Linked DNA regions of Homo sapiens: region 1 is linked to region 2. The links are chromatin loops, found by intact Hi-C in ENCODE. Cell type or tissue: ascending aorta. All regions are shown on one strand. Links, peaks and the distances in the headings refer to the core of each region. The heading gives the core; the rest is flanking DNA.

Region 1 (12,593 bases), core at 3,751-8,750, 430 kb after region 2:
GAATACTTGTACACAATGTTGCTCCCCTCGTCAGAGATTAAGCAGGACTAGAACTCACTTTCTCACCACAGCCAATGCATCACCCATTGATCACCCAGAAGGAGTGACTCCTCTACTCAGCCTCATCCGACTCATCTGCTATGGACAACCTCCCTTTTCAACAGCCTCCAGCACAGTGGGCTCAGGACACCTAGGGAGAGATGAATGGTGCTGTGAAAGGAAGAGCCCTTCATCATCCGGCCATGATGAGACAAGCTGGAACCAGCTGGAGCTGTGCTGCAGATTCCACATGCTCTTTTGGTTACAGCCTCATCATGCCTAGGAATCATTCTGAGTAACCAGCTCACCAGGAGTATAATACCCTGGTCCCAGCAACCCTGGAAAAGATCTGGGCTTGGTGGGTTAAAGATCTGGCAGCAAGAACGGTCAGCTCTGTAAGAGTGGCATGGAATTCTGGCTGGGCATGGTGGCTCACACCTGTAATCCCAACACTTTGGGAGGCCAAGCCAGGAGGATCACTTGAGGCCAGTAGTTCAAGACCAACCTGGGCAGCATAGTGAGATCCTGTCTCTATAAAAAAAAAAATAATTGCAACAGCCAGGCATGGTGGTATGTGGCTGTAGTCCTGGCTATTCAGAAGGGAGGATCACTTGAGCCCAGGAGTCTGAGGCTACAGTGAGCTATGATAGCATCACTGCACTGTAGTCTGGGCCACGGAGCAAGACTCTATCAAAAAAAAAAAAAAAAAATGACATGGAACTCACTCCTAGAATCATATGGTAAGCTCATGGAAAATAAGATTATATTTGGGGAAAATCCATAAGTCTCCTCCTGTACCAGCTCAAGGACAGTGTCGTTAAAGTGATGCATGTGCATGATTTGCATGTGATGAAATCAGGAGGGAACTTGCCCGTCCCCACTCTGGAGTCCATACCCTTGGCAATTAAGACGTTTGCCCACACAAACATTCTCCATATCAGCTGGCTGCTGTGGGCTAAAGGACAACAGGGAAAATATAATAGTTTGAAGCCAGTCACTGAAGAAAAGAGCTAAGAGTTTAAGACTTCAGGCTTTGGAGTGGCTCAGCCACATCCTAGCTAGATGCCTCTCGATGCCTCTATAAAATGGGGGCTGGGGCCATTTTCCTCATGTGTTGGGATGTAAATATTGATGAGATGCTGTATGTAGGGTGCTGAGCCCAGGGCCTGGCACTTGGCAATTCCTCAGTAGCTGGCAATTGCTAGCTGGCAGGGCTTGGGAGAAGCTCCAAGGGTGTCTCTAACCCCCTGACTGGACTCTCCTGTGCTCAGACACCACCACATCTTTTCCAGTGCTCTAACGGGCCCGTTAGAATGGTTGCATTAAACAGACTATAAAATGACATCAGTCCCTGAAATGCACCTAAAATAAACAGTTATTATGGACTGGATTGGGGAGGGCGCAGTGGACAATTCATATTTGCACATCATCCTTGTTTCTGTGTAGCAGGTTACACAATCTCTGCCAAGAGCCTGCTCATATACACGCATGCATACACCCAAACACGCATACTCACATGCCACACACTGGACAAGTGGGCCTATTCTGATTGTCCAGTGACTCTTCCTAAGTCACCTCCAAGAGAGAGAAGAAGGGACCTGGATTCCTGGAGGACTGCACAGAAGAAGAAGCTGCCAGCTGGAGCCTTGCAGGGAGGGAATAGGCTCAGCCATTGACCCCCTGTGTCAGCTTCAGCAGTGACTTCATTTCCCTGAGCCTATTTCTTCATTTATAAAGATGTGCCATTTTGCCTGCCCCCACAACAGTTAACTCTGGAAATCAAGCCTGCATGAAATCCCAAATATTACCTCTTCCCAGACTCAACACAATCTAATCAATTAAGAGGGGAAACTGCAGATATATTCTTCTATTCAGATCTGAGCTGTCCACTATGGTAGTTACCAATAGCCACGTGCCTATTTCAAGTTAAATTTAAATAACTAAAGTGAAATAAAGTTTAAAATTCACTTTCCCAGTTGCACTAGCCACATGTTAAAAACTCAATAGCTACATGTGTCTGATGGTCACCATAGTAAATGGCACTGATATAGAACATTTCTGCCATTTCAGAAAGTTCTATTGGACAGTGCTAAGATCATCCCAACATTAATGGCTAGTAATAACGACAGACAATAAAAAGATAAACAATAGTCTATATAAATAGATATATGTCTGAATAATAGGAACTAGGTAGACAAACAGAAGAGTACACAAAAACTAGAAATACATTGTAGATAATGCTATGAACTGAATTGTGTCCCCCGCTAAATTCATATATTGAAGCCCTAACCCCCAAAGTGATGGGATTTGGAGACAGAAACCTTAGACAGAGAATTATGTTTAAATGAGGTCATGAGGGTGGGGCCTTCATCATGGGATTAGTGCCCTTATAAGAAGAGAAAGAGACACCAGAGCTCTCTCTTTGCCATATGAGGACTCATGAAGAAGGTAGCCATCTCCAAGCCAGAAAGAGTCCTCAACAGGAACCAAATCAGCCAGCAGGTTAATCTTGGACTTCCCGGCTTCCAGAACAGTGAGAAATGAATGTCTGTTTTTTAAGCCACCCAGTCTGTGGCATTTGGTTACAGCAGCCCAAGCAGACCAATACACATAGTAAGAGTCAATGAGTTCAGCCCAGCTTCTCTTGTTCATGTGAACTGAACTTTTCATCTTGAAACCAGTTCTACAAAGAGCAGATTTTCCCTGGGTGAGTAAGATGTGGCTCTCAGCAGACAGCCACCTGCAGGCCTCTGGGAAAGGCCAGGTGCTGTGCCTGTTTATTTTTGCAATGAAAGCCTTCAATGGCTGTAGTGTCTCCTCCTCCCAAAAGGTTTCTAAATTGGATTTTTCCCTAGGTTATAATGAACAGGCTAATAAATGTCAGCCCTGGATGTGAGAGGACTAGAAAGGGGAGACCGTTTCATCCCATGTCTAAATCCATGCTGCCACCTGGTGGATCCCACTATAAGAGAAATGTGGGGATTTTGTGTTAATGACCAGAAACCTTGTTGCAAATTGCCCAGTGAACCCAAAGAGGCAAAGATGATGGTGAGCATTAGCTGTTTGTCACATCATGAGCTGAGCAGTTTACATACATATCTCAGGTAACTGGCAACAACCCCAGGCTGGGGGAATTATTGTGCGCCTTTTCCAGATGAGAAAAAGGGCCTAGAGAGTTAAGAATCTATTTTTTTTTTGAAAGAACAATTGGATGAATAAATGAGTAAACAAAGGAGTAAATGAATGCAGGCTTAGTTTATATGCATTGTTTTCAGAGTTACAGAATGTTTGTACTGGATTCAGGTAAACTCTGAAATGACAGTGATAATCCTGGCTGACTCTGTGAATGAGTAGATGGAATAATTAACATCTATTGAGTACTGGCTTTGGACTATGCATTGTTCTGAGTACTTCATACATATTAACTTACTTCAACCTTATAGCAACCTATGAAGTGGGGGTACTATATAATCTCCTCATTTTATAAATGACGAAACAAAGACACAAAGGTTAAGCAGTTTGTCCAAAGTCACACAGCTGGTGTGTGCTGGGATTTCAACCCAGGCAGTATGACCCCAGATCCAGCAATTATATACCACTTCTCAGATAAAAAGAGCTGTCTTAGGCCTGTCTCTGAATCTTGGTAAAGAACTCAAGGTACATCTTGACCCCATCCCCAAGCCTGTCATAAAGGCACTTGGCCCAGATGAGTCCCAGGATATTGCATCTAGATCATCCTTTCTTATCATTTTATGCAATTGACGTTTCCACCATAAGTCAAACCACAAGGCTGAGACTGCATTTTCCCCTCTATCCGCAGCCAGCAACGTGCTCCTTAAGCACATGGAGTGTCCACTTTGTGCAAAACCGTGTGCTCAGGATGACGATGATGACAACACAGGCCCTACCCTTAAGAAGATCGCAGTCGAGCTAGGGAGACATACTGATGGGCTATTATAATCCAGGTAGTAAGTCCCAGGAAAGGGGATGCCCAGAGTACAAAGGGAGCTCAGAGAAGGGACACATAGCCCAGACTGGGGACTGGAATCAGGGAAGGCTTCCTGGAGGAAGTGACATCCATGCTGTTGGGAGAGGAGCACTTCCCTTCAGCTTCCTTCCAAGAGCAGTACGGGAGTCCTGGCCTCTTCCTGCCTCTTTACCCGCCCAATGCCCAGTGATGGATGGGGACTTGTGATTCATAATTTGGGGAAGAATAAACTGGGCATACTTAGCCACACCCTGCCATTCCTCCTGGCTTAAGTAAAGAGAGTGACTGGCAATGGGTGTCTTTGATAATGAGCAACAGAAACTAAACTAAGGGAAACTAAGAAAGGTGTCGTCCGAACATTTAGAAGGAAAGGAATGAGGTGTTGCCACTGGACAACTCAGCTCCAACTACCATTTCTTGGGGAGAAAATATGAGAGACGGAGAGCAGCCTGCTCGCGATCATGTGTACTTGGAGCCTGATGCCACTCTTGTGAGTTCCCTGGGAGCCAAGTTGGAAGGAAGCTGACTGCAAAAGGCAGGAGGATGCAGTGAAAAAGAGATGGGAGGGGAGCTGCCTGGGCTCCTGGTGGCTTCCAGGCCCTGGTGCCAATTGCGCGAGGCCCATGAGGGAGCCATGTATCTTTGGCAGCCAGGGTCCTTCTTTTGGGAAGCAGCTGCTCCACAGTTCCAAGTGGTTCTGGTGGGGATGCAACCACAGGACCCTGGCCACCTCCTCCGCAACATGGACAGAGATGGAAACGTAGCCCGAGCTGGGCCAATCACATTTTCTAAGAACTGGTAGTTGGAGCTGAGTTGTCCAGTGGCAGCACCTCATTCCTTTGCTTTCCTTGTTCAGATGATGCCTTTTTAAATTTCCCTTAGTTTAGTTTCTATTGCTTGTGATCCAAGAAGCCCATTGCCAGTCACTCTCTTTACTCAAGTAAGTCAGTTTGAGTGGCCTGTTTCCCCCCAAAACCAAAGAGCACCTGGAATAGGTGATACTTCAGCTTTGCATCATAGATTTTCTGGATTCCTATTGTCGATTGAAATTACAGCTGTTTCACCAGAAATAACTTGATAAATGTTTATTGGAAGCCAAATGTGAGGATCGACCCAGGAAGACACACCAACAAAGCTGGGAGTGTCCTAGAGTCTGTTACAAGTTAGAAAGCTTTTATGGGAAGGTTTAGAAGAGGGGAGGAGGACTCTTCATACAAAGAGTTGTCTTTTTGTTATTGGAAGGTATAATAGAGAGATTAGTCACTGGCTACAGATGACAACCTACAGGCTAAAATGTCTACGGGCAAGACAGCAAAGTTTCATGATTCAGAAACAAATCAGCAAAACTTCATGATTCAGAAGCAAATCAGCATCCTTTTCCATGTCAGGCATGCATTAACCACTATGTCAACAGTTTAAGGAAATCACGATAAGATTCCTTACTCAGAAACAGGATGTCCTCATGAATCACAAAACTTCTGCTAGGTGGGAAGTCTGACAAATGCAAGTTATTACTATTTAGTCACTTTCATGGCAGCTCGGCACAGATATGTTCTCGGATATGCTCATGCGCTGGTGTGGACAGAATGACAGGATTGGGTGGTGACCATCCACCCTTCCTTTTGGGGACTGCCTACAGAGAGGCCATGCCCTTGGCCTTGTCTGTTGGGTGTGGGCCATGTGATACTGCCTGGGAGGAATGTGGTTGGCTCCCTCTAGAAAACAAACCCCTCTTCCCCAAACTGCTTCCCAGCCATATTCACCCCCTTTGTCGCTGCTTATGGGGCTGAGCTCCAGGGCCTGCGCATTGAATGCTTCTCCCTCCCTGTGGACTGGGCCTCCCTCCAGCTCACATCTCGTGGCCACCACCACTTCCAGCACCAGTGACTCAACAATGAGGGCTGTGTACTACACAAACAGGAAAATAATATTAAAATGATTCCCAGTTTGGGGCAGTTTCACATCTGTCATTTTTTGTTGTTGTCCCCACTCCCAGCCCCCATCCTGTGAAAGCAGCGTCTCCATTTGCCTGATGTGGAAAGAGGCTGTGAGAGGCTGGGTAACTTTCCCAAGGTCGCAGATCTGGTTAATGTCAGAATCAGGACAGAGTTCAAAGGAAAAGGCCAATATTCCCTGAGGCACCAACAAGGTATTTACCTCCAGTGAGAACAAAAGCCGTAAAGCAGTAATTAAATGTCTCTTCCTTCTGTTCCCAGCTGACTTCCACTGAACCCTGCCTGACCGCTTTGGCACAGAGGGTGGGCACAGGTGACTTGGATAAGGTAGCAGGAGGTCTTCCCATCACACTTGAAGTCTATATTTCTCTCAGGAGTAATAAGCTTATGATGAAAGGATCATGATATAAAGAGCTGGTTATCTGTTCTATCAGGTTTCATGCTTCATCTTGCCCAAACAGTCAGCACTGCAGAAGGCCTTCAGCCTCCATCTACAGGCCTCTACCTCAGCTTTCCCTCTACCCTAGTTTCTTGAAAGTAAAGATCGCTAATTGATCTGACTGGCCAGAGTCCAGGACAATTCCTTTGACCCCACTTTCCCAGTGGATAGGTTTACTACATCTTAAAGGTCAGGACATGGGGGCCAGGTGCAGTGGCTCACACCTGTAATCCTAGTGCTTTGGGACGTCAAGGCAGGAGGATTGCTTGAGCCCAGAAGTACAAAACCAGCCTGGTGGTGAGACAAAGTGAGACCCCCACCTCTACAAAAGAATTTAAAAATTAGCCAAAGACTTGGGAGGCTGAGGTGGGAAGATCACTTGAGCCCAGGAGTTCGAGACTGCAATGAGCTAAGATCACACCACTGCACTCCAGCCTGGGCGACAGAACAAGACTCTGTCTCTAAAAAGCATTAAAAAGAAAAAATAAAGTCAGCACGTTGGGCTTTCCTTCTTCCCTGAGTTCATGCAATAGTCAGACCCAGGACAAGCCTGCCTCCACGGACGGGTGAATCAGGCTCTTGTCTGCCTCTTTCCTGTCTGGCACTGAGTGGGCAAATCAAGCCAGAGGAAGCAGCGAGCTTCATTTATACCATCATCCCAGCTTTGAATGCTCCAAAACAGCTTTCCTTCTAGCTCAGCCACAAATAAAGCGGGGCTTTTGTTTTTCATGTCGCTGGTGGCGTGCTGGTAAACTCTTTTCAACCAGCTCTTCTCAGTGGAGGTCCGAGGGAGCCAACCCTGATTTGTACATTTGCCAATTTCCTTGTTGTAAATACACTCCCCGTGGCCAGTTTAAAAAAACCCCACATGACATCATTCAGAAGATATGCACATTAGCACACCATTATGTAGTATTTCGACCACACAGACACAACAGGCATAAATGAGCTCAGGAGTACAGATGATAGAGAACTGTAGCAAAATAATTAGGAAGTGATGAATTGTGAATATTTGTTACCTTCGTCTTAAATATGATTTAATTAAAAGTTGATATGGTTAAATTTTTAATAATGGTTGTATTTAATAACCAGCTCATAACATTCCTGAAAATTTGGCAATTAGTTCTCGTGAGCCCATAGAAACTGGCTCCGGCACACCACTGCATTTATCTATTATTCCTTGCATGTGGTGTTCTCTCAATCAAGCTCTCTATTGCTTTCCTCTGCCAAGCGCCCTTTTCTTTGAGGAACAGCCTCTTTTGTTTCATTTTGTTCTGAGGGGCTGTCAATTACATGACAATTACATCCCACCAACCGACGGTAACAGGACCTGTGCCCAAAGTTAGTCCAAGCCATGGGGTGACTGGGGAGGTGGCAGGCCTGAGTGTGGGCATTTCTGGGACCTTGGCTGTAATACTACCAAACTATCAACCCCATTCTCTCTTGCCAAGTTGTGGGAAGCAACCTAGCCAACACCAAAACCACCCCCTACCAGTATTTACATGTATTGGAAGACCTGACCTCACTGTGCTCCCCATCTGTCTCTTGCAGGGGCTCCCTCCCTGCAGGGGCTCCCCCTCAGCAGGGTCACTGTGGGCTACCTGTGGCCCTAGACAAGGGTCACACTTATGAAGGACCCTTTCCACACAGCCCTGTCTGTTCTCAGGTTCTGGCAACCACTCCCTCCTCTCACACCTACCCGCCTAGGGTTAGCAACAGCTCGGTGGGTGATAATCCGCATTCCCTGCCTGCACCTTTGTAAACACTCTGTCTTAGTCCATTCAGACTGATATAACAAAATACCATAGACGGGGTGGTGTCTAAACAATAGAAATTTCTCATAGTTCTGGATGCTGGGAAGTCCGAGATCAATATGCCAGCAGATTCGGTGGCTGGTAAGAGCCAGCTTCCTAGTTCATAGAAGGTAGGAGTGGTGAATAAGCTTGCTGGGCCTCTTTTATAAAGGCACTAATCTCATTCCACCCTCCACCCTCATAACCTAATCACCTCTCAAACATCCCACCTCCTAATACTATTGCACAGGGGATTAGGTTTCAACATATGAATTTTGGAAGGACACAAACATTCAGTTTATAGCATAATCCCTTTATTAAACGCTCTTCAAATTAGCCAATTTGGGTGTTCCACGCATTTCCTGCAGGAACCTGGTGGACCTCCCTCTGTACTCCCCACACTGCTCTGTTCATTATGCTCACAGGAGGCTTTGTGGGCCCAGCGGACCAGAACACAAGCTCTGGAGTCAGCCCTGAGTTTGAATTCTACCTCTCCTATTTACTAGCTGCAATACCAGACTCACATTACTTTACCTCTTTGTGCCTCCATGTTAGTCACCTGTAAAATGAGGACAGCAGTCCCCACCTCGAAAGGTCATTATAAGGATGGAGTGAGATGGTCCATGTAAAAAACCTAATATAATATGTGATACCTACAAACTGCCAGTAAGTGTTGATGACTTTTATTACATTGCTTTTTAAAAGTATGCAACAATTATTAACTATATTCATCATGCTGCAGGTAGAGCTCCAGAACTTATTCATCGTAAGTGAAACTATTTTGATTATATTTCCCTTAGTGTATTGTGAACTCTTCTTTGTTCTTTTCCAGATTTTTCTCTCTATAACTGGAGACCCAGAAGCTAAACCTGGATTAAAAGGACTTGTACCACAGGAATGGCACATGGGCCCCCATACCCCCATGGTGGTACTGGTTTCCATTGAGCTCAGTTAAGGTCTCCAGTTCTCCACAAGAGCTCCCAAGTGCAGATGGGAGTTAGTACTTGCGATATGAACCTATGTATCTTCTCTGGCTTGGGTCTGCAGGAAATGAGAAAGTTGTCGGTTGATGTGAATAGTGTCTAGTGGTGGCAGCCTGGTGCAGCCATCTCCAGAAGACTTGGTCTCAGCTGCCACAGGGGATTCAGGACAGGAGACTGTACCTACTGCAGGTGTTCCCCGCCCCCTCCACCCACAGGTGTGTGTGTGAGCACTGAGGGGTCAGGGGCAAGCAAGTGTTGCGTCATCATCCCCAATGGTCCTGCCCTGCCACCCACCATTTTAAGGGCATCAAGAGGACACCTGATAGCTCCAAGGGGATGAGAGTTCCTGGAAGAAATGCTGGATGCTTCTTTTTTATGGCTCACCTCAAGCTTCTCCTGTATTGGCACCTCACTGTGGAAGGAGAGGTTGGGGTAGCCTTGATAGACCTGAGTTCTAAACCCAACCCTGCAACATCCTAGCCATGTGCCTGTGGGTAAGCCACTTTCCCTCTCTGAGCCTCTGCTTCCTCATTTGTAAAACATGCCAAGAACAGTATCTGTTTCACCAGCTGGCAGTGAGAATTAAATTATTCAACTCCACCGACTCCCTTAGTGCCCAGCACATGGCTTGCACTTAGCAGTTGGGCACTTTTAAGGAATATGGCCTAGGGAGGGCTGTTGGGACTCTGGGGAAAGAAACAAGGCCATGCCAGACATCTCTGTCTCCATCTGAGCTCTGCACTTGGTTTTCCTGATGCCTGGTTTGTTCCCATTTATTCTTATTAAGATTCTCCACCCCCACCCTGCGCCCTTCACTGCCCTCTGGCCTGGCCAGCCTGAAGTTTTCTGGGAGAACAAAGGAGCTTCTCTGGTAGCAACCAGCCTAGGGCTCAAATCTGGCTTCTTCCTGGGGAGATATTGATTCCTGGAATCAATATCTGGATTCCAGAAGGGCCTGGAATCTCTGCCTGGAGTAGGAGGGTTTCTGTGTGTAAAGCAGAGGTTAACATGTCTGGGGACTTTCCACCTTTATTTTACTTGGCCTGCCTAGTGTTTTGGAAACATTTGAATTCATTGTTAAGATTTAGAAACCAGCAGCTTTCACCTGGCCCTGTGCTCACACTGCTGCCCTGGCAACAACAAGCTGGAGCTGGGTGTCCGCTGCCCCTGTAGTGGGGGCACGAGCTCTGTGACTTGCCAGTTTCCACCTGGCTTCCTGGCCGCTGTTCCAGGTTTCCAGCCTGACCTTGTAGGCATGTGCCTCTGTGTCCTCAAGATAGAGGTAGCTAGACAAACTTTTGTGTATGTGTACGCAACTTCTAGGGTTCCCACCTCCCCGTTTACCCATCTACCGGCATCTGCACCCCCATGCCACAGATGTAACTCCTGTTACTACAAATGAGCCATCTCGGCTCCCCTCAAAAGCCAATCTCTTTACTGTAAACTAGATACCCCCTGCTGTGGTTTGAATGTTTTTGTCCCTTCCAAAATGCATGTGTTGGGAACTTAATCCTCAGTGTAACACTACTGGGAGGAGAGACCTAAGAAGAGGTGTTTAGAATCTAGGCAGAGCCCTCATGAATAAATTCATGTCGCTATTAAAAGCGTGAGCTTGCAGTGAGCCGAGATTGCGCCACTGCACTCCAGCCTGGGCGACAGACCGAGACTCCATCTCAAAAAAAAAAAAAAAAAATTGCTTGCTGGAGTGGGTTCCCTCTTCTCTCCTGCTCTTCTGCCATGAGAAGACAGAGCTAACTGTTCCTCCCCTCTGGAAGACATAGCATTCAAGGCGTCATCTTGGAAGCAGAGACATCACGATCCAAACTGTTGGTGCTTTAATCTCCACCTTACTTGCCTCCAGAACTGTGAGAATAAATTTCTGTTCTTTATAGATACTCCAGTCTGTGGAGTTATAGCAGCACAAAACAGACTAAGACACCACCTCTCTTGACCACTCAAGGACACGATTCCAGCAATTTCCCAGATCTCTTCTACATCATCACTTTTTCTCTCTCTATTGGGTCATTTCTCTCAGGCCATGGTTATTTCTCCCATCTTAATAAAAACCTTCTCTTATCCCCACTTGCCCTACCAGCTACTGCTCTCATTCTCTGTGATCTTCTGCAGCTTAACTCCTCTAAAGAGTGAGCTACACCCATTGTCTCCAAATCATCCCCTTTCATTCACTTTTAATACCACTCCAGTCAGGCATTACCCCTATCACTCAACCAAAACTGTTCTGGCAAGATCAGTACTAACATGCGGCAAAATCCAAGGGCAAATTCTCAGGCTCACCTTACTTGGCCTGTCGGCACAGTCTGTCAGAGGCGACCACTTCCTCCTTTGGCTGCCGAGACACCTGACTCCACTCCTTTTCATTCTCCTTTGCAGGTTCCTCCTGTTCTCCCCATCTTCTTAAGTGAGAGTGCCTCCACCCTCAATATTTGGTTCTCTTTCTCCCTACCCTCACTCCCTCAGTGATTTCATTTGACTTCGTTTTTTAAATAAACCTACCTGTCAGCAACTCCCCAACGTGTACCTCCAGCCCAGGCTTTCTCCTGAACTCCAGGCTTATATGGGCCCCTGCTACACAGCTTCTCCACCAGGAGGTCTACCAGACACCAAAAACTTCACATATCCCAAATAAAACTGCTGATTGTCTCCCCAAAAGCTGTTCCACCTGTGCTCCTCCTTCTCACCAAAACCTGTTCCACCTGTGTTCTCCTATCTTAGATTACCACTCTGTGCTTCAATTGCCTGATACTTCTCACCACACCCACTGCTACCCGCATGATCTTTTACTTGGTTAATTTTTAGAGACAGGGTCTTGCTCTGTTGCCCAAGCTGGCATGCCAGTGGCATGGTCATAGCTCACTGTAACTTTGAACACCTGGGGTCAAGCGATCCTTCCCACCCCAGCCTCCTGAGTAGCTGGGACTACAGGTGTGCACCACCACGCCGGGCTCAGCATGGTCTTTTTAGCTGGAATATTAATTACTACAGCCTCCTGACTGCTCTCCCTGCCTCCTTGCTTGCACCCCGGTAGTCTATTCATATCACAGCAGCACAAGTCAGATCCTGTCACTCCCCAGAAGGCTGTCTAATGACTCTGTCCCACTTGGAGTAAAGCCCAGAGTCCTTACTGTGACTATAAGGCTCTATACAAATGGGCCCCCTGTGTATTCACCCCTACCACTCTCCCCTCACTCCTCCTGCTCCAGCCATCTGGACTGTTTGCTGGTTCTCAAAAATGCTGCCATGCTCCCATCTTTGAAGCAGCCTTTGCACTGGCCCTTCTACCTGGCACATTCCCTAGGGTGTCACGTGGCTATGACCCTCAACCTCCTTCAGACCTTGTTTAAATAATACGTCTTCAAGAAACCCCATGTGAAATTC
Region 2 (12,593 bases), core at 2,985-7,984:
AACTCCTGACCTCAGGTGGTCCACTCGCTTTGGCCTTACAAAGTGCTGCGATTACAGGCATGAGCCACCACGCCTGGCCTGGGCAGAGTAATTTTTGGAGGTAGAGGTGGGAGGAATAGCTGAGAGAGAGGGCTTGGATTTCATGGCTAGGTGATCTCAAACAATTGTGACTGCTCGCAGTCTGAGTTTATGGAGGGTTTCTTACTGATTCCATAGAAAATTTATTTTTTCACTTTACAAATATTTGAGTTCCCTTTACATGCAAGGCCCTGTTCTAGGCTCTGGGGATCAAAGCATCAAGAAAACAGACAAAAATTCTTGCCCTGTGAAAGCTTACCTTGAGGGACAAGGGAACAGAAAATATATATCATAGTATCTAAGATGATGGCAAGCCCTAAAGAGAAAGATAAAGACAGGGAATGTAAATATAGGTGGTCATCGCTGAAGAGGAGGCTTCACCATGAAGGCAATATTTGAGTAAGGACAGGAAAGAAAGGTGGATGGCTATACTTGAGGAATGTTTCAGGCAGAAGGTGATCCAGGCACCTACGGAGCTCCAGAGAGTGGCTGGAGTAAGGAGACAAAAAGTTGATTGAGTTCCTTGTGGGCTAGTTCTGTGAAGGATTTTATTTGTTTATTTACTTACTTACTTACTCAGAGACAGGGTCTTACTCTGTCGCCCAGGCTGGAGTGCAGTGGTGTGATCACAACTCACTGCAGCCTCAGGGCCCATCTCAGCCTCCCGAGTAGCTGGGACTACAGGCGTGCACCACCAGGCCAGGCTAGTTTTTGTATTTTTTGTAGAGAGAGAGGGGTTTTTGAAGAGGCTAGGTCTTGCTCAGTGATAGAATTACAGGTGTGAGCCACCAAGTCTGGCCCTTAAGTAATTTTTTTGAATGAAAACATTAAGGTTTTCTTTAGTATCTTCCTGTTTTATTTTTTAGAGGCAAGATCTTGCTCTGTCACTTAGCCTGGAGTGCAGTGGCGAAATCACAGCTCACTGCAGCCTGGAACTCATGGGCTCAAGCAATCCCCCAACCTCAGCTTCCCAAAGTGCTGGGATTACAGATGTGAGCTACCATGCCCTCCCCCAGCCTGCATTTTTGAGAGATCTTAGCACTATGAGAAATTTTCCTTAAAAAAAAAAAACAACCCTCAAACTTTGTAAAATAGCTACATTAGGGGCTTTGGGAGATTATCTAGATGTTTGTGTTCAGAATAGATTTGAAAGCCAGGCGCAGTGGCTCACACCTGAAATCCCAGCACTTTTGGGAGGCTGAGGTGGGCGGATCACTTGAGGCCAGGAGTTCCAGACCAGTCTGGCCAACATAATGAAACCGCATCTCCATACTAAAAATAAAAAAAAAATAGCTGGCTGTGGTGGTGCGTGTCTGTAATCCCAGTTAGGTGGGAGGCTGAGGTGGATGGATCCCTTGAGCCCAGGGAGTTGAGGCTGTGGTGAATGGAGATCACACCACTGTGCTCCAGCCTGGGTGACAAAATTAGACTCTGTCAGGTCAGGAGATCAAGACCATCCTGGCTAACATGGTGAAACCCCATCTCTACTACAAATACAAAAAATTAGCTGGGCGTGGTGGCACGGGCCTGTAGTCCCAGCTACTTGGGAGGCTGAGGCAGGAGAATCGCCTGAACCTGGGAGGCGGAAGTTGCAGTCCCAGCTACTTGGGAGGCTGAGGCAGGAGAATCGCCTGAACCTGGGAGGCAGAGGAGCTGATATCGTGCCTCAAAAAAAGAAAGATTTGAAGGGGAAGAGATTAGAGGTAAAGAAATTAGGTTAGGAGACAATAGGTATAAAGTGAAGGGGGGCTGGAATATATCATTTACTTATTTTGCAACATTTACTAAGGTCTTACCACAAGTCAGGCACTGTATTAGGCACTTGCAATATAATGGTTAAAAAAAAAGATGAGGCCGGGCGTGGTGGCTCATGCCTGTAATCCCAACACTTTGGGAGGCTGAGGTGGACAGAGCACGAGGTCAAGGGATCGAGACCATCCTGGCCAACATGGTAAAACCCCGTCTCTGCTAAAAGTACAAAAATTAGCTGGGTATGGTGGGGCATGCCTGTAGTCTCAGCTATTCGGGAGGCTGAAGCAGGAGAATTGCTTGAACCCTGGCAATAGAGCGAGACTTCATCTAAAAAAAAAAAAAGATGAATGAATCCCCTCCTGGAATATATAGTGTAGTGAGTAGCAACATGCAGGAGATAGAAAGGAAAATAAATCCTTGTCTCTCATTTCCATCTCTTCATGGATGTAGCAAATACAGGGAATGGAAGCCTTCCATTAGAGATGGCCTCCTTAAATGTCTGCAAAAATTCTGAAATTTGAAGTTCTAGTGGAATAGTTTCTCTGTTCCTCCTGACAGATTTTTCTACTATTGTAGCTTTCTCCGTTGAGTAAATGATTTTATCCTCTTTGATTCTTTTGACTATTGTTCTTAAGAAAAATAAAAAGTAACGAAATACTAAGTGAAAAGGAATGGTTCATAGGCTATCTCTCTGAAAGGCAGCCATTGTTTTGTTCTTCTATATTGGAAGCCTTTTCAGCTGGTTATCCTCTCTAACCTGAAAACAACTGTCATTCGAAAGTGTTATTTCCAGTGGCCTCAGGGCATACTATCCTTTCTCTTTTATTTTATTTTTTGAGACAGAGTCTCTCCCTGTCGCCCAGGTTGGAGTGCAGTGGCTCAAGCGATTCAAGCGATTCTCTTACCTCAGCTCTCGAGTAGCTGGGATTACAGGCGCCCGCCACCACGCCCAGCTAATTTTTGCATTTTTAGTAGAGACCAGGTTTCACTATGTTGGCCAGGCTGGTCTTGAACTCCTGACCACAGGTGATCCACCCGCCTCAGCCTCCCAAAGTGCTGGGATTACATGTGCGAGCCACCGCGCCCGGCCTCCTTTGTCTCTTAAAGGCATTATCCAAAATACTCATCTTCCGGTTTGAAGAGCAGCAGGGATTAAATGTGTATTATGTATGCAGCAATTTGCCACTCCCTTTGCCCTGCCCCAGTTACTGCAATAGAAAATTTCTGGGAATAAATACATCTCTGGTAAATTCAATCTTGCTAGTGAAGATTATGAAGGAAACAAAGAAAGGACACTTCCATTCCAGAAAGGTGTTTGTTTCCCAAAAGGTTAGACATTGATTCAGAACAAAGGGAACCTGAGGAAACGGGTATAAAAGAAAATCAACTCTGAATGTGAGGTATTAGAAAGCCATTTGTTTCCTAGGGAAAAGGAGGAAAGATGGGGTGGGAGACATGGGCTTTACTGTATAACCTTGGTCATGTCACCTAAACTTCTTGGAACTCCTGAGTGTAAGAGTTGGGACCAAGGATCGCAAAGCTTCTTTCATTCCTAAAATTCTATGGTTCCACGATTATGTAAGCTGAAACAGGCCATTCTGTTGATTTCCTAATCTCCAGGAGGAAAGAAACTAGTCTTTGGGAGTTAAACCGACTAATTTAACGGAGAATTACCAATGTGGAGGTGGGCGAACTTCACAATTATGGGGTTTTGGACAGTAGAGATGCTCTTAAAATTTCCAAGAGGACCCTTCCCCCGTCCTTGAACCTGGCTTTACAATTCTCTTCACTCTTTGGGATAGGGGAGCGGGTAGAACCTAGTTTAGATTGAGGTCGTTCATTTGAGCATTTCCCCTTTACTTATTTTGGGACCTTTAACGACCAAATGCCGAGAAACAGATCCTTAATTACGGTTCCGGGATCTCGAAAGGCCTGTAAAATCCTGCTTCCGCATCTTCATCCTTTCTTCGGGTATTGGGATCTTTTTTAAAAATGTGTATTTCTGGCGGAGGGGGCATGGAGTGAGGTTCAGAACAGCAGAGCCGGGCTGACGGATGCTTCTTTCGCGGGAGGCTTGGCTTGCGGGACTCCGGGTTGGGGCCGCACGGGCTGGCAGGCGGGCTCCGGGCAACAAGGGCGCGGCTGCGGACTGGCGGGCGGACCCCGGGGAGGGGCTTCACGGAGGCGCCGCGGCCGGAGCGGAGCGGAGCCGCCCGGGCTGGGCGCGCAGCGCTGCCGGGCGGGCGGTGGCGCTGCGGAGGCGGTGGCCGAGGCCGACGAGCGCGGAGGAGGGGCCCGAGGCTGGGGCGGCTGGTGGCAGCTGCCTCAGTGACGACTGCCGGCATCGCGGCGACCTGAGGAGATCAAGCCGCAGGCCCCGCCGTCGCCACCACTCCCGCCAGTCTTCCTTCTCCGCTCCCGGCCGGGGCGTCAGGAATGGGCCCCAATCGCCGTGGGCCCCGCACCCTGCGTCGCCCGTAGGCCCCAGTAGCCGGAGGCCGACCGGCCTCCCACTACCCCTCGCCCTAGCCAAGCCGTCCCCACCCCAAATCCCCGGGAAGGAAGATGAGGGAGACGGGCCCGGCGCTTAGCAGCCAGAGCAGCAGCAGCAGCAGCAGCGGTCGGGGGAGGGTGTTTCGCCGTTTCCTCTCAGCCGCCAGGACAAGATGGCAGCGGCCGCGGAGAGGGGCTGAGCCCGGGCTGGGTGGTGCCGCCTGCTGAAGCGCCTGGCTCCCGGTCCCCGGCACGGCCCTGCGCCCCACCCCGGACATGCTCAGGGCTGCGGCCGCCCGAAGAGGAGAGAGCGCGGGCCTCTAGGAAGGTAAGGGAGTCGAGCGAGGGGCGCCGCCACCCCGGGGTGGGGGGATCGGCTCCGTCTGCGGGCTCCGCGGCCAGCGGACCCCAAGCCTGACCCGGGCCTGGCCCGACACCTCCGGCGCAGCCCGCACTCATTGCGCGTCCCGTGCCCCATCCGCATCCCCAGCGCTCTCGTGCTCCCAGTTTCCGCCCTAGCCCCTGCAGTGTGGCCCGGTATGAGCCGCTCCCTCGAAGCCGGCGCCACGCCAGGCCCTGGGCCGCCGGACGCGGGGGCCGTAGCCTCCGGGAAGCCGCGCCTGGCCGGGGCCCGGGGGCCTCGGCCCCCCCTCCCCCTGCCAAGGTTGCGCAACGGCTCTTCCCAGCAACCGAAGTTTTGTTTAGTCCCACGGGGAGCCTCTCTTCCCCCTCCGCAGTCCTAGGCCGTAACTACGGAGATCCCTTTCCTTTCATTAAGGGGAACAAACAAACGCGCAGGCACGCAGCTTGAGCACCCCAGCCGATGGCCGCGTCCCGGGCTTTGTGGCCCCGTCCCCAGCGTCGCGGAGCAGCGGGTTTGCAGGGTGTCAACTCTGGGGACGTGCGTGCGTGTGTGTGATTGTTGGGGAGGAGAAATGTGATCCGCGGCTCCGCGTCCCCAGCGGCGGCGGGAGGAAGGCGTGGCGGCCGCGCGGCGGGGCTGTTGCCGGCTTCTCTCGTTACGGTGGCTGCCGCCCGCTTCCCTTCGCCGCACTGGGAGAACTGGCGGAAAGACTTTGGATGAAAATGTCTGTTTCTCTGTCGGGAGGGAGACGGCTGTTGTAAAATGGTATGTGGCTCTCGGGGAATCCTGTTGTTCCCGTCTCATCTCTGCTTGAGGAATTGCGCTGAAGAGTGTGTGCGTAAATTACCTTGGACTTGTTACAGAGTAGTCGTAACACGTTCAGGCCTTGAACCGTGTTTTCACAACCTCTTACTGCCCTGTTAGGGAATTTGTTTTTCCACCTGTCAGTTGGCTGCTTCTAATTATAATAAGGGGCTTCTATTAGCAACAGCAAAAAATTTCAGTTTATCGTCCAGTTTAGAGGGAAAGCGCATGGTTGGCTCTATTGTAAACTTTGTTTTGATGTCTGTCTGGTACAGGGCCGGAAAAGTTAGCTGGCAAACCAGTCTGCGTGTGCTTTTGCGTACTTTCTAGTAGTTTGGAGATCTGCTGACACTTTTTCCCTTTTTGCTATTTTAGGTATTTGCTTTTAGCTGTAGCTTCTGAAGTGGGAGTACTTATATTCATTCAAACCATCTCAGTTAATTTCAAAGTTTTAGTTGCTGGGCTCTTTAAAATTTTTAAAGAGGTTTCCTTTCTGATCAAATTTTTGATGAAAAGTCTTGAGCCGTAACGGTGGTTACTGCTTACCCAACTAAGACATTTTAATCCTATATTATTTAATTTTTCAGAAGCTGGTGAAGTCTCACCATATGTTTGATAAGTCTAGATTCTGCTTATGTTTGCAAGTGCAGTGCTAATTTTATACAATGAGCAATGATAAGGTTTAGATAGGTCATGATTAAACTTAGTATTTTAAGTAAACAAAATATGACTGACCTTTTGTAAAAAAAGTTTTCATAGTTTTATTGATTATCTTATGCTTTCGTGCCACTTATCAGTAATTGCAATTTTACCAGCCAGATACAGTTATTTAGTTTTAAGTCAATGAAATATTTCTTGGTGTATTTATGGCTGCATTCATAAAGTGTAGAGGACTTTTATTTCTGAACTATAATGCTTAACCTGTTTGAGATTTTTCTTTTTTGAAATTTACTTATTTAAAATTTATGTTAAGGCAGAGATGTGTTGAAATATTTGTGATGTTTGGGCATGTCTTTTTTTTTTTGTACTTATGGAAAAATTTGTTCCTTAATCCCCCCCTCTGCCTCCCGCCCCCCGCCCCAAGGGGATCTCTTTTCTAAGAAAAAAGTATTTGTGGAGAACCTTAGATTAAAACTGTTGTAAAAAAGTAAGATGAGTTTGAAATCTAGAACAGAACTGGCCATTAAATGTTTCAACTTTATATTTGGGCATTGCTGACTACAGTAGCTAAACATACATATTAGGCAAGCAGATCATAACATGATAAGTCAGCCTTACTTAGTTTATTGTCAAAATATATTTTCCATTGAACTAGTCATTACCTTGCTTATAAACTGGTCATTGGCTTTTGGGCATGGGATTTTAGAGTCACATTAAAATGGATGGTTTATATGAGATACTTCTTCTTGTAAACATGTTTGAAAAGAAGCTGTAGATCATACTCTTAACTTTTTGGATACCATAAAATAGGGTGTAAATTACAGACGTAGGTTGCTGTTGCAAGTATGGCGTGGGCACATAGGTTTTTATGTTTAATGCAAGATATGGAGAGCCTCCCTGCACCCCCTGCAACTTAAAAAAGCAGCAGCTATCAAATTAATTTTTTGATTGAACTTTTGTTTTTAATATTTGATGCATGAACCTGAAAGCATATGGAAAGGAGGAAAGGGAAAATGTAAATTTCAGAATGCCGCAATATTATTTTTCAGACCTGATTCACATCCATTTCATGGAATGCTTGTTTGCATGTTATTTTTTATTTGAATGCTAGTACGACTTATCCTGGTAACTTTTGAAGTTAACTTTATTTTACCAGGTAAGAGAGTTAACTTATTAAATGTTATTTTCATAGCAACAGTTTACCAAGTATGATGATAAGGTAAATTAGAATTGCACTATTGGTGGTTAATTCAAAGGCATAAAAATGTAGTTCCCATTGGAACCTCACATTTAAGTTTGGAGATGAAAAGATGTCATGGTAATATTTAGATTCAAAGATATTCTAAGGAAATTCTCCATATTTAAATATCCTTCCAGAAGTTGTTATTCCTGACTCTTAACTCTTAGAGGACACAGAATAACTTGATTTATTGTTGCCAAAATAAATATTCGTGTTGTAGCTGTCCTGGTTTTCTGATGTCCAAAGTTGAGACTCCCAATGTAGTATGTTTAACTTGGAAGTTACTTCTGAAGACAAACTACTAAAACTTTGTTAAAATGGATGACTCTATCAGTGTGTTTATTTTTTAAAAGGTATTATTCCCCCCCAACACTTTTCACTGGGATGTAGTATTTCTCTTTTTTAACTTGCTGAAAGCTTTGTCATGGAGAATCTTTTGTGATACCGGTGTAAGTCTAAAGGGATTATATGTATATATATATACATAAAATATATATTATATATAAAATATAAAATATATTATATAAATATATATAATACATTATATAAAATATATATTATATATAAATATATATGTATTTTTTTTTCTTTTTAAACTTTTAGGTTCAGGGGAGCATGTGCAGGTTTGTTATATAGGTAAACTTGTGTCATGTGTGTTTGATGTACGGATTATTTTGTCACTCAGGGACTAAGCCTAGTGCCCAATAGTTATTTTTTCTGCTCTTCTCCCTCCTCTCATCCTCCACCATCTGGTAGGTCCCAGTGTCTGTTGTTCCCCTCTTTGTGTCCATGTGTTCTCATCATTTAGCTTCCACTTATAAGTGAGAATGTGTGGTATTTGGTTTTCTGTTCCTGCATTATTTATTAAGGATGATGGCCTCCAGCCCCATCCATGTTCCTGCAAAGGACATGACATCATTCTTTTTTTATGGCTGCATAGTATTCCATGGTACATATGTAGCATATTTTTAAAAAATCGAGTCTTCCCATTGATGAACATTTAGGTTGATTCCATGTCTTTGCCCTTGTGAATAGTGTTACAGTGAACATATACATGCATGTGTCTTTATGATAAAACAATGTATATTTCTTTGGATATATACCCAGTAATGGGATTGCTGGGTCCAATGGTAGTTCTGTTTTTAGCTCTTTGAGGAGTCACCACACTGCTTTCCACAGTGGCTGAACTAATTTACATTCCCACCAACAGTGTATCAGCCTCCCCTTTTCTCTGCAACCTCATCAGCATCTGTTATTTTTTGACTTTTAATAATAGCCACTCTGACTGGTGTGAGATGGTATCTCATGGTTTTGATTTGCATTTCTGTAATGATCAGTGATAACCTTTTTTTCATGTGCTTGTTGGCCACACGTATGTCTTTTGAAGAGTGTCTGTTCATGTGTAAAGGAATTATTTTAAATGTCCTAACTGGTTCTGGATCCAGCTGCTTAAAAATATATATCTTGCCTAATACTTAAGCACCTTATATTAAGAATATATATTTGGAGAAGTACTGAGTCAGTGGAGGCTTTTAGGATAGTCAGTACTTATGTGGCCTACTTAAGGAAGAATGTCACTTCTTTTGGTTGGCTTGGTATGTAGTTAAGAGTGGTTTGGAGGAAGAACAACTTAATATTAGTGTGCTGCTTCTGTAGCTTTGCCATAGATGTTCTTTGGGACCTTGTCTTAGTCACTTGTAGGACAAAGATAGAATAGATATTTGGAGGATGTATGTTACACATTTATAAGTTTGTCAAATGAAACCTTGAGCTTTTTGGCAGACCAGGCTGTTCTCAGTTGATACTTGGAACATATGTTACTAAACAAAGGCAGCATATTGTCTGGATTCTGAGACACCACTGTTATGCCAGGGACCTAGAGCCTCTGTTCTTACTGTGTGGAAATTAAAACAACTGGATGAATATTGTCAATATGTATTGTATTTTTAGGACAGCATTTGTGGTTTGGAGACAGTTAAGTTATTAAGCAGATTTATTTTGTCTTTTATATTTGGCAGTTAATGCCAAGTTAGTACTTGAGAAGGCTCTTTTCAACAGAAAGTCCTTGAAATGGAGCAAACTGAGGACCATATTTTTGACCTTAAATGTATTTTGTTACTTTAAACTAATTTCTCTAATTTTTATATTTGTTCTTTTCTCTTTTTATATTTATTTTTTCTATTTTTGTATTTATTTTTTTCATTTACAGACAGGGTTTTGCTCCATGGCCTGGGCTGGAGTATAGTGGTATGATCATAGCTCACTGCAGCCTCAACCTCCTGAGCTCAGGAGATCCTTCTGCCTCAGTCTCCAAATAGCTGAGACTACAGGAGGTATCGCCACCATGTCTGCTAACTTTTTCATTTCTTTTTCTGTCTTTCTAACATGGTCTTGCTGACACCTTGAATTTTTTCATTTTTTGTAGAGACGGGGTTGTGCTTTGTTGCTCTGGCTGGTCTTGAACTCCTGGGCCCAAGCGATCCTTCTGCCTTGGCCTCCCAAAGTGCTGGGATCACAGGCATGAGCCACTGTGCCCGGCCCAATTTCTCTAATTTTCTAAAATAATGAGACCTTTCCCATTCTGTAGGAGACTGAGTGGGAGAGTGGGTGGTGAGGCAGGGGAGACTGGACAGTAGAAGGGAGAAGAGCTTGGTTTAATTGGATTTGAGAGACTGAAATCTGCTTTAATTAATTAATTAATTTTTGAGACAGGGCCTCGCTCTGTCACCAGGCTGGAGTGCAGTGGTGCGATCTTGGCTCACTACAACCTCCGCCTCCGGGGTTCAAGTGATTCTCATGTCTCAGCCTCCTGAGTAGCTGGGATTGCAGGTGCCTGCCACCACACCTGGCTAATTTTTGTATTTTTAGTAGAGATGGGATGTTGCCATGTTGTCCAGGGTGGTCTCAAACTCCTGGCCTCAAGTGATCTGCCCACCTTGGCCTCCCAAAGTGCTGGGATTACAGTAAGCCACCGCGCCTGGCTGCTATGATTTTAAATGTCCAAGTTGCTGGAGCCCAGAGTTCACTTAGTGAAAAATTGTAATAGCTTGAGGGAAAGATTAAGTCAGTAGCCTGCTAAGTGATCAGTCTTGTGAAATAATAGCATCTCTGTTTATCATCCTTGACCTCAGTTTTTAAAATCCCTCCCCCAACCCCTTCCTCTTTCTGTCTTTTGTTTCTTCAATCTGAGAGACTTTTCCTTAAGGTGGAGTTTGGGGAAGATAAGCTTTTTCTACAATTAAAACAAAAAAAAGTCTTATGTTCCAGGACTAATCTGAAGCTGCAAGTGTGAAGACTATAGAACATAATATTGCTGTTAAAATGAGTTTGAGTTATAGGATATATCCTTTTAGTTTCTGGAGATCTTAAAAAATAAAACTAAGATACATCATGTATGAATTAAAACTCAGACTTCTGATATCTATGTCTGTCACACAGTCCTTTTCACCTTCTTCTGAGATAAATATCTCTTAAAGACTAGATTTCTAGGTACACTTTTACCTTGCATTTTCTTCGCTGCTAACCTTGTCTTTTTTTTTTTTAAACAAAAAGGTCACACTTAAAGTGGATATTTAGAGAAGCATAATAAAGGAAAATGTAGTATTTGCTCATTTGAGCTGTACTTCTAAGTTGTGAAAGACTTATTCTTTCATATAATTCTTGATCATGTTGAACGCAAAGGATTGCCAAGGCTGGTGAGATAGAATTTCTTTTTATTTTGAGTAATTGTTTATGCTGGAACACCTTTTCCCATCCAAGTACTGATGAGGTCTGACCCTGCTTAGCCTCCAAGATCAGGCAAGTTCCAAGATCAGAAACTTTTCCATTTCTAATCTAGTTGGAAAAAAAACAGTTTAGATTTGATAGGCATTGAAATCAATAGAGTATGAGGCGAGCTCCTCACCCTAAACATTTTGTAGCTTTTATAAATTATATTTGATTTAATATGGATTACCAAGAAAATTGTCTTAAGGATGCTAGAAAATAAAAACTTGGCTGTATTTGGCTAGACAGTTATTTTACTGTGGAAATTTTAGAAAGTATTTGATTTGCTAAAAACAAAAAATGTTTATTTCAAATTCTTTAACTTCCCCCTACTTGGTTGTATATTATTTATAAGCATACAAAATATTTTAGAGTTTTTAAAAACAAAATAGTGAACTTGAAAACATTTGCAGGATATAACTTTGCTTATTAAATATTTCCTACCCTATAAATTGGCATATAAAGGCCTAAAAGTGCCAATTTTAAAATCTGTTTCAACTTTTTAAAAGCATATTTCAATTACATGTTATCTCTTTAATAATACAGAGAGTCTGGTAGGTTTGGTAAACTATACAACTTTAGATATATAATGCTACAGTTTTAAATAGTTAATGAGATAGATTAGAGTGATAACATTGAAAACTGAACCTGACTTTCTAGACATTTCTTCCAAAGAATGACTTAAATTAATACTTCTGAAGGCTCTAGGTATGTAATTTATTACACTTTCTATTGAGTTTAAATAGGGTGTAGTGACATAAAATCACAATGAAAATTACAGGTTATGCTGCTATATAACCTATAGCTATGATGCTGTGCTATATTCTCAAAGCCAAATAAGAATGTTTTGGGCCAACTTCTAATAAGACATTTTCAATGGAGACAGTAAGATGTCTCTGCAGTATATTGGTTGTAGTTTTGTATTTTAAAGTTAGGTAAGAATAATATTGGGTTCAAAAATAGTGGATTTGTAATCATTGTTTAATGTGCTTTAAATATTTTTTGTAGCTGATCACAGACTGTGGCCACAAAAAAGATAGAAATTTTATTATGACGGGTAATGATAAAATATTTGTATGAAAACTATTTATCTTATTGGCCAGGCACGGTGGCTCATGCCTGTAATCCCAGCACTTTGGGAGGCTGTGGTGTGTGGATCGCTTGAGCACAGGAGTTCAAGACCAGACGGGGCAACATGGTGAAACCCCATCTCTACAAAAAATACAAAAACTAGCTGGGCATGGTGGTGTGCACCTGTAGCCCCAGCTACTGGGGAGGCTGAGGTGCGAGATTACTTGAGCCCAGGAGGTCGAGGCTGCAGTGAGCTAAGATCGTACCACTGCAATCCAGCTTGAGTGATGGAGTGAGACCTTGTCTCAAAAAAAAAAAAAAAAAAAAAAAGCAAAATGGGCCGGGCACGGTGGCTCACGCCTGTAA

Evidence for each region. Peaks named below come from ENCODE experiments on the same cell type or tissue, not always from the same donor. Only the 100,000 strongest peaks of a DNase experiment are listed, where the experiment ranks them.
Region 1: a loop joins it to region 2, with 10 times the contacts of the local background. A loop is called at or near these places in 33 of 110 quality-filtered maps.

Annotation. Positions count from the first base shown.
Region 1 is chr11:33,685,094-33,697,686 of GRCh38, forward strand. No RefSeq gene overlaps it. Among named protein-coding and RNA genes, the nearest start is that of C11orf91, 9.4 kb to the right of the region's middle. RefSeq lists an enhancer at 5,034-6,233. In ascending aorta, for the core only: no CTCF peak of the experiment used is centred there; DNase peaks (open chromatin) are centred at 4,207, 4,675, 5,728 and 7,008; H3K4me3 peaks cover 785 bases; H3K27ac peaks cover 4,209 bases.
Region 2 is chr11:33,253,239-33,265,831 of GRCh38, forward strand. HIPK3 (homeodomain interacting protein kinase 3) reads left to right here and starts at 4,143. Exons shown (of 17, transcript NM_005734.5): 1 at 4,143-4,651. RefSeq lists silencers at 3,898-4,227, 4,488-4,827, 4,898-5,097 and enhancers at 5,438-5,487, 5,528-5,617. In ascending aorta, for the core only: a CTCF peak has its summit at 5,276; DNase peaks (open chromatin) are centred at 4,013, 4,503 and 5,003; H3K4me3 peaks cover 4,471 bases; H3K27ac peaks cover 4,869 bases.